3 separate regions of the Homo sapiens genome follow, and regions 2 and 3 are each linked to region 1. Evidence: chromatin contacts called from ENCODE Hi-C or POLR2A ChIA-PET data. All regions are on one chromosome and are shown on one strand. The core of a region is the stretch at or near the end of the contact, and the rest is flanking DNA. Distances in the headings are between cores, read along the strand shown.

Evidence for each region. A loop is a pair of places that touch in the nucleus more often than their neighbours do. ChIA-PET counts read pairs that join two places held with the same protein, here RNA polymerase II (POLR2A). Pooled maps may share reads with other maps.
Region 2: POLR2A ChIA-PET joins it to region 1 with 12 read pairs in activated T-cell. The contact joins two enhancer-like sites. POLR2A ChIA-PET finds 5 or more read pairs at or near these places in 3 of 52 experiments (Panc1, activated CD4-positive, alpha-beta T cell and activated T-cell).
Region 3: a loop to region 1 is called in a pooled map, with 3 times the contacts of the local background. The contact joins the promoter of LINC02937 here to the enhancer-like site in region 1. A Hi-C loop is called at or near these places in 3 of 168 maps with a recorded cell type or tissue (endothelial cell of hepatic sinusoid, naive thymus-derived CD4-positive, alpha-beta T cell and natural killer cell), 1 of 37 single-sample maps with no recorded cell type and 9 of 50 pooled maps. POLR2A ChIA-PET finds 5 or more read pairs at or near these places in 6 of 52 experiments (activated CD4-positive, alpha-beta T cell, activated CD4-positive, alpha-beta memory T cell, activated CD8-positive, alpha-beta T cell and 2 more).

Annotation. Positions count from the first base shown.
Region 1 is chr9:91,244,693-91,248,560 of GRCh38, reverse strand. The region is part of intron 6 of AUH (AU RNA binding methylglutaconyl-CoA hydratase); the gene reads left to right. Among named protein-coding and RNA genes, the nearest start is that of LINC02937, 83 kb to the right of the region's middle. Within about 2 kb of position 1,643, at least 3 of the 41 ENCODE cell types and tissues checked have a DNase peak (open chromatin) inside an H3K27ac peak, as active enhancers do.
Region 2 is chr9:91,311,731-91,315,838 of GRCh38, reverse strand. All of the region lies in intron 4 of AUH (AU RNA binding methylglutaconyl-CoA hydratase), which reads left to right. Among named protein-coding and RNA genes, the nearest start is that of AUH, 48 kb to the left of the region's middle. RefSeq lists enhancers at 179-678, 679-1,180. Within about 2 kb of position 2,703, at least 6 of the 41 ENCODE cell types and tissues checked have a DNase peak (open chromatin) inside an H3K27ac peak, as active enhancers do.
Region 3 is chr9:91,161,602-91,165,377 of GRCh38, reverse strand. It overlaps LINC02937 (long intergenic non-protein coding RNA 2937), which reads left to right and starts at 2,098. Exons shown (of 6, transcript NR_184105.1): 1 at 2,098-2,373. All of the region lies in intron 2 of LINC00484 (long intergenic non-protein coding RNA 484), which reads right to left. RefSeq lists enhancers at 397-691, 2,089-2,138.

The DNA of each region.
Region 1 (3,868 bases), core at 394-2,893:
ATATATGTAATCTAGACCATATTCCCACTACCCCTGGGGGCACTCCCGCTTCCCACAGGCTTCCTTTGTATCACTCCTTTTAGGTTGTGCTTTCTTTGTCTAAAATCCAATATTGTTAGGAACTTATGCCCATATTTTTCTTCCTTATATTTCTAATAGTTGTAGGCATTTTTAGGAAAAAGTTATGTCCTTTATCTTGAGATGTTTTTGGTAGACTCCTTAGAGACAAAAATAACACATAATACAGAGTTGAACATTGAAAAATAAAGCCTCATGCAAAGGCAGTTAATCAAGGAAAGAACAGGCTTTTCAACTATTGGTTGTCCGTATGCAAAAGAATGAACTTCAATCCATAGTTCTCACAATATGTAAAAATTGATAAAAATGGATCACAGACTTAAAATGTAAAACCTAAAAACAGAAGTGCTTAGAACAAAGTTCAGGGAAAAATATCTTTCTCATTTTGGGTTAGAAATCTAAGGTTTCTTAGATGAGACACCAAGAACATGATCCACATGAGAAAAAAATAGAAATACTGGACTTACTGAAGTTAAGAATGTCTTTTGTCAGGACACTGTTAAGAGAATGGAAGTACGAGCTCCAGAATAGAAGAAGATATGTGTAAATCATATTTTTGATAAAGGACTTGTATCCAAAATTTGTAGAGAATTCTCTAAACTCAATAGTAAGAAAACAAAGCAACTTAGTTAAAACATGGTCAAGATATTTAAGCAGACACTTCACTAAAGAAAATGTAAGTATGGCAAATATGCACATAAAAAGATGCTCTACATCAGTAGTCTTTAGGGAAATACAAATTAAAACCACGATGAGACAATACTGAACACCTATAGAATGACTAAAATTAAAGACTAGTAAATGTTGGCAAGGATGTAGAACACTGGGAACTTTCACCAATGCTAGCATTATTGGTCACTAATTCAGAGAGAATACTAACAGTTTGGTGGCTGAAGGATTTTGGCCCTGGAGGACACAATGGGATTTGTTTTAAATTGGAGAATAGATTCCTTGTGCCAGAGCCCCATGTGTCAGGGAGGAGGGAGGGGGCAGGACAAGATGTGATCCAAGGAGATGGAGAGGCTGGGAATTGAGGTACTGTAGGCGTGCAGCTGTGAGAGTGAGAAAAATGGACCAGTGGGAGTGGGAGAGACAGGAGAGATGATCTGCATAAGAGTGTGACTGACTGAGGGGCGAGGCAGGGAAGGGGAATGGTGCTGTGGCAACCACCTTTATGGGGAGTGAGAGTTAGCTGCCCCCCTTACCCTCTTGCAGAGTAGCACTATCGGTTGAAGTTGATGGGTCTCTGCAGCAGTGTTTCTCTGTCCGGATGTAGACTCAGAAAAGGTTAAAAGGGTGATGCAGTGTACGGAGGAGAGTTTGCCAGCCATGTGCAGTGAGAGAGGAAAGAAGGCTTCACTGCAAAGAATGTGGCTGAGCTGTTGCAGCAGTGGGAGGAGGCTGTATGGAAGGGAATTGAGTGTGAGTAGGCTGAAGGATTGTCGGGGAAAGGAGGCAGGTAACAGAAGACTCAGCTGACTGTGGCTTAACAAGGCCTTGGGTATCTTTTTATAAGAAGTCTGGGAAGGCATTGCTGGCATGGCTCCGCTGCTGGCATGGCTCCGCTGCTTAGGCATGATGGGGACTACCAGACTTTCCAGCCTGCTGTTTTGCCATCCTCATCATGTGGCTTTTCAGCCATAGACTTGTCTTCTATTCCTAACTCTTGGATTTTGTGCTTTAGAAACAGCAGTTTTCCTTGTTAAATAGTCATTTATCCTTTATGCCTATTCTCTTAACGTTTATTTGCTTAGCTTCTAACTTCATTGTGTGCATATACCACCTTTAAACAAGTGTTTTGCCTTTGGCGTGATTTCTGACTTTAGCCTTATTCCTTCTAGCATGCTATTTCTAATTCATTTATTAGTTCTGTATTTATGTTATTTTGGTCCTCAGTGTTTCAGTTGCTCTGCAATCTTGTTTTTCATTTCAGCGTGTTCATTTGCCATCGCCTCTTTGAGTCTCATATATTGATTTTATGTCATCTCTAAATTATTTCATAGTAAGCACTTCTGGGAACTTTTCTTCAGTTATTAGTTAGGCTTTCTTAAATAAAAGACGGTGTCTTTAGGATGCCATGTGTGTGCCTTTGCTGTCCTCAGTAGGGGGCTTGTTTGGTTTGGTTTGCTTTGAGGAGTGGGGAGGCTGGCCTGTCTTGTCCAGTAACTATGCCATGTCTTTTGTTAATCTTCCACGTGGTTTTTTGTTTGTTTGTTTTTTTAGCATGAACCTCTGTCAGTATTCTTCTTCTTTTACACAGCGAGTGAGCTTTGGGTTGATTCTGGTTGAGGGCTCAGAATTGTTGTGGTGTTTCTTTTGCTTTTCCTCTTTGTCTGAGAGAATGGGAGGAGAGGAGGCAGGAATCACCCAGCAGGGCGGGAGGCCATGATTCAGCTTTGTAAATATCTTTTCCCAGGCTGCCTCCACCGAATCTGCTCATATCTGTTTCCTGTGAGACACACCCTTTGCTTAATATGGTTTCCCAGCTCAGGACAGGGGTCTGGCATTTTAGGACAGTAGGTCTCTGGTGTTTATGGGCCCTGCTCCTGTCCCCATCCCCGTCACATCTTGCCAGCTTTAGACAAGAAGGATGGGCACAGTCCATGAGTGTTTTTAGGGACAGCGCAGGGGTCAAAGGTGCACTCCCTCTAGAACACAGGGGAGGAGAGGGCCAGAGCAGGCTCCCCAGGCTTGCATCCTGGCTCCAGGCCCTACCTTAGGCCTCCGTTTTCTCATCTGTGTGGAGGAAGATGATAGTCCCTACATCCTGGGGTAGGTGGAAGGATTGAATGAGATAATGCCCATAAGTCACTTGGCACCCGTTTGCTTCTATCAGCAGATGTCAGCTCCAGTCATTGATGCTTCATAGACTTCTCACTCAGGCACTTCCTACTCAGTCATCTTGGTCCCACTGATCTTGTTTCATTTATTTTCACTTTTGCTTTACTTTTTACTCAACCCTTGCTTAATTGTTGGGGGTGATTAGTGATTAGGTGATTTTGATATTTTTCTTCTTTCTCCAGCTTTCCTCTTATCAGATAAAAACCAAAATGGCTGTCTTCTGTGGGACTCCCTGCTGAGAAGTGGGGCCTTGTTTCTCAAAAAGCGTTCTGATTTTAAAACTTTTCATTGGCTGCCATTGCACCCCTTTGTCTTCTCATGGGAAGAGGGTGTAATAGTCTCATACTTTTCACAGTTCTGCCCATTTGCCAACTCTGTGCCTGGGGTAGGCCATGCTTCCCCACGGGGCTCCTGGGGTGGGCCGTGGTTCCAGTTCCCACCTGCTGGGCCCACACTTGAAATCTCTTGTGTGTGCTCCCAGCCCTGCTCTTCATGCTTGTGCCATGCAACTGTGTCACTTCCTCTCTCGTTGCTTTTTTCCTCCCCACCTCTCATCCCTTCCCTCTCTGGTTATTCAACTAATTGTTGTTGCTCTGATTGAGTTCAAAGAGGGTGTCTAGGAATTAGTTGTGAGCTAGCTAAATAGAGAAATCTGCAATATACATTTTAAATTTGTAATCAATGCATATTTTGTTTTCAGTGTTTAAAGAATTTTTCATTTAAAATACTGACAGTATGGCTTACTTTTAACCTTTAACCTCTGCATCTCAAATAATTTTTCAGAGGTGCACCTTGGTAAATCCATTGTTGCCATAAACCATATTTTGTACAGTGACAATACTTTGATGGTTCTTGCTAGGAGAGCAGTAATTAATACTCGTCATGTCTAGAACTTCCCTTCACACATTCTCCTGGAACAGGATACAGGACAGGGATTGCCCCCTCTGGA
Region 2 (4,108 bases), core at 1,454-3,953, 66 kb before region 1:
TCTTTGGTTTGGAATTCAGGTGGAAGGATAGTTGAAGAGCTCGGTGGCAGACAGGTGTTAGTTCTGACCTAGATCTAGCTTTGAGTGGTGATTGTGTTGGAGTTTATTATGATTATGCTTTATTACATGTATATGAATATATTCTTTATATGTGCCAAATAAGACCAATTTTTAGAAGATTCATCTATCTTGAAACTTGTGGACATTTCTTATTTACTGTATTTTTTTTTCTTTCTTACTGTCAACTGAAGAATGACAAGGTTCATAACTTTAGAAAGGAGAGCTTTATGTCTCATAAAGGGTTACAGCCTGCAAGGTGGCTATTCCCACACTCTGGGAAGCACAGCCTCTGGCCAGAATCCAGAAACTGCCACTTGGAAGGTGGGGTAAAGGGAACAGGAATGTATGCTGAGCAGGGTGGCCAGGTATACATAGTCAATAAGCTGCAGGAGGAGTCATGAATATTTATGAAAGGAGAAACAGGCACATGCGCATTTGAGCTTCAGGCCTTTCCGTGGGACCCATGTGTAACAAATGGCAGCCAGAGCAGGATCTGAGGGTGGAGTCTTGGGACCTCTGCTGTCAAAAGATGAAACAGAGGGCTGGGCGCGGTGGCTCATGCCTGTAATCCCACCACTTTTCGAGGCCAAGGCGGGCAGATCACCTGAGGTCAGGAGTTCGAGACCAGCCTGGCCAACGTGGTGAAACCCTGTCTCTACTAAAAAAATACAAAAATTAGCTGGACGTGGTGGCGCACGCCTGTAATCCTAGCCTGTAGTGCCAGCTATTAGGGAGGCTGAGGCACGAGAATCGTTTGAACCTGGGAGGCGGAAGTTGCAGTGAGCCGAGATCATGCCACTGCACTCCAGTCTGGGTGACAGAGTGAGACTCCGTCTCAAAAAAGAAGAAGCAGATGACACGAAAAACTCTCATTGCGCCTCCTCTGTAGATGGGCCAGAACCACCCTGTGGTTGGTAGTCTCTTTATCAGGAAGAAATGCTGGTTGGTTGTTTTGACAGAACGGCAGAAGGGCGGGGCAGCATTCAGGCTGTTGGTTGAAATCAGCAGTGGCATCTTTCAAGGGCTGGTTTCTCTTTAGCCCGTTAGAAGAAAGCCTAATGGCGGCTATTGAGGGAGATGGTCTGACCTCCCATCACATCATAGCTACGAATTCAGCCTCTGAGGTTTCTCTGTGGTCCCCTTGGCCAAAAGAAGGTCAGTTCAGTTGGTTGAGGGGCTTAGAATTTTTTTTTTTATTTCTCATTATTTTCAAGGGAAGCCAAGATTTTACATGTCTAGAAAAATAGCTCTTGGGCTTTTGGTTTTAAGGTGTTTTTTTTTTTTTTTTCCTTCTTTGAGAGAGGGTCTCCCTGTGTCGCCCAGGCTGGAGTGCAGTGGTGCGATCTCAGCTGTCTGTAGCCTCGACCTCCGGGGCTCAAGTGATCCTCCCACCTCAGCCTCCCGAGTAGCAGGGATGGGCTCTACCATGCCCGGCTAAGTTTTGTGTTGTTTCGTCATGTTTCCCAGACTGGTTTCGAACTCCTTGACTCAAGTGATCCTCCCGCCTTGGCCTCCTGAAGTGCTGGGATTACAGGCATGAGCCACTGTTCCTGGCCCCCTACTTTTAAGGTTTTTGACATTAAAACTTTTCTTGAAACTTTTTCTCTTTGATGGGAGAGAAAAATCCTTTTGCATGTCTAACAAAATGCGTTTATGGGCAGGCACAGTGGCTCATGCCTGCAGTCCTAACACTTTGGGAGCCTGAGGCGGGCAGATCACCTGAGGTCAGAAGTTTGAGACCAGCCTTGCCAACATGGTGAACCCCCATCTCTACTCGAAGTACAGAAATTAGCCAGGCGTGGTGGCACGTGCCTGTAATCCCAGCTACTCAGGAGGCTGAGGCACGAGCATCACTTGAACTTAGGAGGCGGAGGTTGCAATGAGCCGAGATCGTGCCATTTGCACTCCAGCCTGGGCGACAAGAGTGAAACTCGGTCTCAAAAAAAAAAAAAAAAGAGCGTTTATGGACCAGATACTGCACAGAGGCCTCCATCTTTCTTTCTGGCTCTCTTTTCACTAGTTCTTCTCATAAAGTTTGTTCATTTTCTTTTTTTTTTTTTTTTTTTTGAGACGGAGTCTCGCTTTGTCGCCCAGGCCGGACTGCGGACTGCAGTGGCGCAATCTCGGCTCACTGCAAGCTCCGCCTCCCGGGTTCACGCCATTCTCCTGCCTCAGCCTCCCAAGTAGCTGGGACTACAGGCGCCCGCCACCGCGCCCGGCTAATTTTTTGTATTTTTAGTAGAGACGGGGTTTCACCTTGTTAGCCAGGATGGTCTCGATCTCCTGACCTCATGATCCACCCGCCTCGGCCTCCCAAAGTGCTGGGATTACAGGCGTGAGCCACCGCGCCCGGCCAAGTTTGTTCATTTTCTGAGAGAAGAGCTTCTAGGCTTATTTTTGTCTTGGGAGGAAGTGACTTGGCCAGTGGATGTTCATGGATACTGATGGTGGAGGATCCTGCATTGTACTGTTAAAATTATGGGAGGCCATTGTTTTGGACTGAGCTCCTGCTCAAATCCCCAGCAGACCAGATTAAATTGATATAGTCACTCCTGCAAAATGCCACATAATCAAATTGAAACTTTATTAAGGAAGCAGACGGATTCCAAAACAGACCGGTTTTTCCTGAAAGCAGGAGATTCCAGTCTACCTGAATCAGCTCAGTAAGTCTACTCTGCTTTAACCCTTGCCAAAAAAACAACCCCCCCCGCAAAGCCTGATGTAACCTGTTAACCAATTAGTTTTTTTTCCTCTTGTCCTGTTTTCTTGTTTCTACCTTACTTTAAAACCCACTGTTCTGCCATTGCCTCATGGGAACTTTTATTCTATTTTGTAGAATGGAGGCTGCCCTGCCTCATGAATCACAAATAAAAGGCAATTGGATCTATAACTCAATTTGTTAGATTTTTGTCTTTGACAGTACTTACGGGCCTGCTTCCTATACAGACCCTCCAGTAATTAAATGCCTTGGCAGTGGTGTACTGGGGCCTGCTCACACTGACTCCAGGTGATTGTTAAATTTTCAGGAATTTTTTTTTGTTTGTTTTAAAAAAAAGATAGGGTCCCACTCTGTTGCTCAGGCTGGAGTGCAGTGGCACGATCTCGGCTCACTGCAGCCTCCACCTCTTGCGTTCAAGTAATTCTTCCACCACAGCCTCTTGAGTAGTTAGAACTACAAGCGTGAGCCACCACGCCGGCTATTTTGTATTTTTTGGTAGAGACAGGGTTTCGCCATGTTGGCCAGGCTGGTCTTGAACTCCTGGCCTCAAGTGATACCCCCACCTTGGCCTCCTAAAGTGCTGGGATTACAGGCATGAGCCATGACTCCCAGCCTAATGTTCAGAAATTTTGTGAGCTGGCTGTTGAACCATAGGCATCTTTAAATTGTGGCAGTATTAGTACTGATACAAATCAGGGTTCACCCTTGTCTGTTGGGTACCATTTTCCCCTCTTGCCTCCTGTTATATTCACATTTTCTACAACTGGAGAATTGATGGGATCTGAAAGGCAAATGTATTTTCTCTTTGGCAACCGTGATTTCCTGTACTCTGTGTGTTTTTAATGAAAGAGAGTTTATAAGCAACTTACAGACATGACTTATTTGAAAGCTCTTCTGTTTTATTAAAATAGAGATCAGAAAGCAGTTCTGTATTTCATTCAGAGTCACTAAATTTACTTTATTGTTCCTAGTATCTTAGAAAGTCTGTTCTTAAACAGTAAAATCCTAGAATAAAATTGAGTTCTTTTGTTCTTTAAAAAAAAAAAAAAGTCATGTGACTATTTTTGAGATGTTTCATTCAAAGGAAATGGTGAATTTTTAGATTTCTAAAATGTTAATCATTGTTACAAGTCCCCTTCCCTCTTGAAGTTTAGGTTGCCTGGATTAGAAGCAGTAAACTGATTATTTTGAAATATTAGGCATCAGCAAGGCTACACAGCAATGAAATTATCAGGATCTATTAACAGCTGTTGTTTCTTACCATTCCTTCTAGGGCTTCCTGGTGTGCACCTTCCTTCCAGTAGTTCGTGGTGGCAGTGTTGACATCAC
Region 3 (3,776 bases), core at 849-3,348, 84 kb after region 1:
GTAAGCGACCCACTGCCCCCGCGCCCCCTGATGATTTGGGTGCTCATTAAAGTTTGAGAAGCACTGTTGGAGCTTGCCCTGAAGTTGTAGTGCGCTCTTACGGATTTCAAACCAAAAAGCATTACCTCTGTGAAGCCAGTCTGGAGCCTGGCTAGACCTTCTCCACCACCTCGGGGGCTTCTTATGTTCCAGAGTCTAACACTCTGGCCAGATACCAGGGACCTTTCACCCTCAGAACCTGTGCTCACATGTGGCAGTGAGCAGTGCCTGCACCTCAAGGCACCGCATCTTCCCAGCTACAGTGGGCCTGGCTGCTCCAGCTGCGCCCAACATGTGTTAGTAGGGGAATTAAATACCCCTCTCACTCCCAGTTTTGTGTATTTAAAAAATCCTCGGAAGAGAGTGGTATATGAGGTTTGAGGCTTATCAGCAGCTGCAGCAGCACAGGCCACGTCGTAGCTGTGAGTCATAGACAAGCATGCACACTGTGGCTGCCTGAGGCCTCTGAGCTGCCTTCCTCAGTCCTTCCCTCTGCAGGGCTTGGGCGTGGCGAGGCGGCTTCTTCAGCAAGTGCTGCGGTCAGCGTAGCGGGATTCAGAGTGCAGCTTGTCTGAGTGTCCTCTGCTTCAAGTTCACCTCGGCTGTCATCCCCCAGCAGACCACACATGCCCAGGGGAATGACCCTTTCTTACCACTGCGTCTTCAGACTGGGGTTGCTTTCTCTCCATCTCACCTTCTCCTGTACCACCTGAGGTACTAAATCTTCCAGGAAACCTTCCTTGAATGTCTTCTGACATCCCAGTGAGGGGCTCCTGATATTCACTTCCATAGTGCTTTGGTCACCTACTGCAGCATAAAACCACTCCAAATTGAATTGCTTTGCTCACAATTGCACAGGCCAGGGATTTGGGCAGGGCTTGGCTAGGCGCTTTTCACAAGGTGGGTCTCCTTTGTGGATGCTGTTTGATGCTGTCCTCTGAAGCCTCCACTGGAGGCTGGAGCTGCCTGTCCAAGCTGGTGGCCTGACACTGCTGCGGGGAGGCACAGGTGGCACTTTGATGAAAGCACCTACACGTAGCCTGTCTCTGTGGCTGGGGCTCTCTCACGGCGTGGTGCCTGGGCTCTGAGAGAGGGGGTCCTGAGAGCAAGTGCTCCAGGAGACACAGCCGAAGCCACGGAGCTCGCTGTGGCCTGGTCTGGAACTTTCACACACCACAAATGCTGCATTTCTGTTGGGTCAAATGTGTCACATAAGTCTGCACAGACTCGGAAGGAGGAGACTTACAGCACCATGCTGTGGCAGGGACAGCAAAGACTGTGTGGCCACGCTTCCTCTATCATGCGTGGCCAGGGTCTTCCCCACCACGACTCCTCCCCTAGGCTGTGCCATCTCACAGGGCTGCCTCCAAGCACATGCCTTCCCCAGCACCACACTCAGTGCTGGCCCTGTGAACACATCTGTGGGACTGATGGAGTAGAAACCTGCTTCAGCAAAAGTCGGGGAGTGGCAAACCTGGGAATGTAGAGAAGCACTCTGTGTGCAACACGTATTTCTTACGTACGCAATGATGGCTGAAGTCCATGCGGAGTTTATCACTACTGGTCAGTTTCAGAGTGTAGGTCAGAACCCGTGAGCCTTCCTTGCCAGAACAGTTTGGAGTGTCACACGAGGACTTCAGCCTGGACACCAGAACCAGGTGGGCAGTGGGGCCCATCACGTGCCACTGTAGTGTGAAGGGACAGGGTCTGCCTGCTGGTCTGCCCAGGGAGAAGATACTCCTAGCTCTTCAGGCTCCTACTCAATCCCCTGACAGCACCCCTTAGCGAAAAGGCACCACCCTCGGCGTCAAGCGCATCTCTGAATGAGGGTCATGGTGAGCTTGTGTTAGGAAAATAGCTCTCTTGCCAATACGCAGGCAAAGTAAGCTTCTGCAATTCTCAAAGTCCCGAGTTTGCAGAATTTTATTTACAGCAAAATGTTGGTTTACCCACAAACATCCTGCTTGGCTAAATATATCTCCTGCTCCTAGAACAGGACCTGTGGTTTTCAAGCATGGGTTTTGGCCTCCCTTCAGCATGCTGGCATGCATGTGCCCTGCTCTTTCTCCTGTGATCATCGGCATGATAGGAGGCGAGTGAGGAACTCAGTGTCTTCTGACACAGGCATCTCACAACACCAGTGCAGCCGGACCGTTGTCTGGTAGGTCTCTGTGCACCCAGGAGGACCTGGGCCTGCGAGAAGTCTGGGGCCCACTGCTGGGTATGCTCGTTTCTTGAGCATCCGAGTCACCTTTACAGTCTGCGATGATTGACGAGGTCAAACAGGACTCACTTGCATTGCCGGGTCTCTGTGGCGACAGGGAGGACTTGGAGGTAGGTGTTCAGGTCAGAAGGGACAGTCCTGACTTCCTCCACCGCTGTCTGCAGAAGCAGAGGCTGAAGCCACAGGCTGCGGGGGTGGGGAGCATGCTCCAGGAAGTGGCTCTCGGTGCTCCTGTCCACAGCCTCTGCAAGGAGAGGCACAGGCCCAGGCAAAGAACACAGTATGGCAAGTGAGGAGAAGGGGAAAAAATCAAATTACACGCTGTTTCTCCTTTGATAGTAGGAAGGCAGGAGGGAAGGGAGCTATGTAGACACAGGAGACGCTCCCAGTTCTGCTGGAGCTTAGGCTGGCCCTGGAGCTAAGCTTTAGCAATCTCCAAGGGAAAAGGATTGTTTAACAGAAAAATGGGGCCGAGGAAATACTGGACTTCAAATGAGAAGAAACTTTTTCAGAATCTTCGTGGCCTTGGGGCTGGTTGTCCTTCCCAGAACCATACTTTGTGGCAGTGGGGAAGTCATCTCTGATCTGAATCCTCCCCGGCCAGGATGTCAAATGGTCATTTACAGAGAATTAGTAACTGACAGGGAGAGGAGAGAACACCCTTCTTTGCCTGTGAGTGATGGCTGAGTCACACGCAGTGTGCGGTGATGGGCAACCATTATTTTTTGTTTGCTGAAATAATTTCATGGTGCAGATTGGTAGGGAGAGTTCATTTTTGAGAAAAGTCAGTTTCCTGTATTTGAGCAAAGAAACCACAAATCATTCTTTAACATTAGTAAATTTCTGTAAAGCACGAGTTGTCCTAAGTGAGGTGCGAGTGACACGAATCTTTTCCTCAGGCACAGAACTGTCATTCCTGCACTCTTGCGAGCCAAGGGTTAAATATTCAGGAATGTTCTGCCACCTGTTCTCAGGCAGCAATTTGAGCCTGGGAGGCCGCCCAGACAAGGACATGACAGCCCCCTCATGCCCCTTGCAGTTCTGAATGCCTCTCATCAATCCCGGGGTCTTGGGGGAATGGCAGAAGGATCCCCATCACAGTGGGGTCTCCCTTTTCACTTATAAATGCGGCGGGGCTGTGCTGTGCCTTCCGAGTGAGGAAGGGCTCTCTTCAGCCCACTTCACAGAAGCCTCCCTGGCAATCCAAGACCCCTAGTCCAGCTGCAGATGGCAAAGGAGACCCAAAGCACAGGAAAAAAACGCTATGGATAACCCTCAACAGCACTGCAGTGGTCTGAGGCTACTTGAGGCTAAGGGTGCAGAAGACCAGCCCAGGCACAGGTGTCAGGGAAGGCCCTGTCCTCAAGCGTTGGGAAGGAGGTGCTCTTCCAATCAGCCTCTGTCCCCCAACTGAGGGAAAGAGTCCGGCCAGGGGCCACCTGGGACCACCCAAGCCCACTGCATCTTCTCCTCCTTTTCCATCTGGTGACAGCTGCATTTCCGTGGGTGGCCA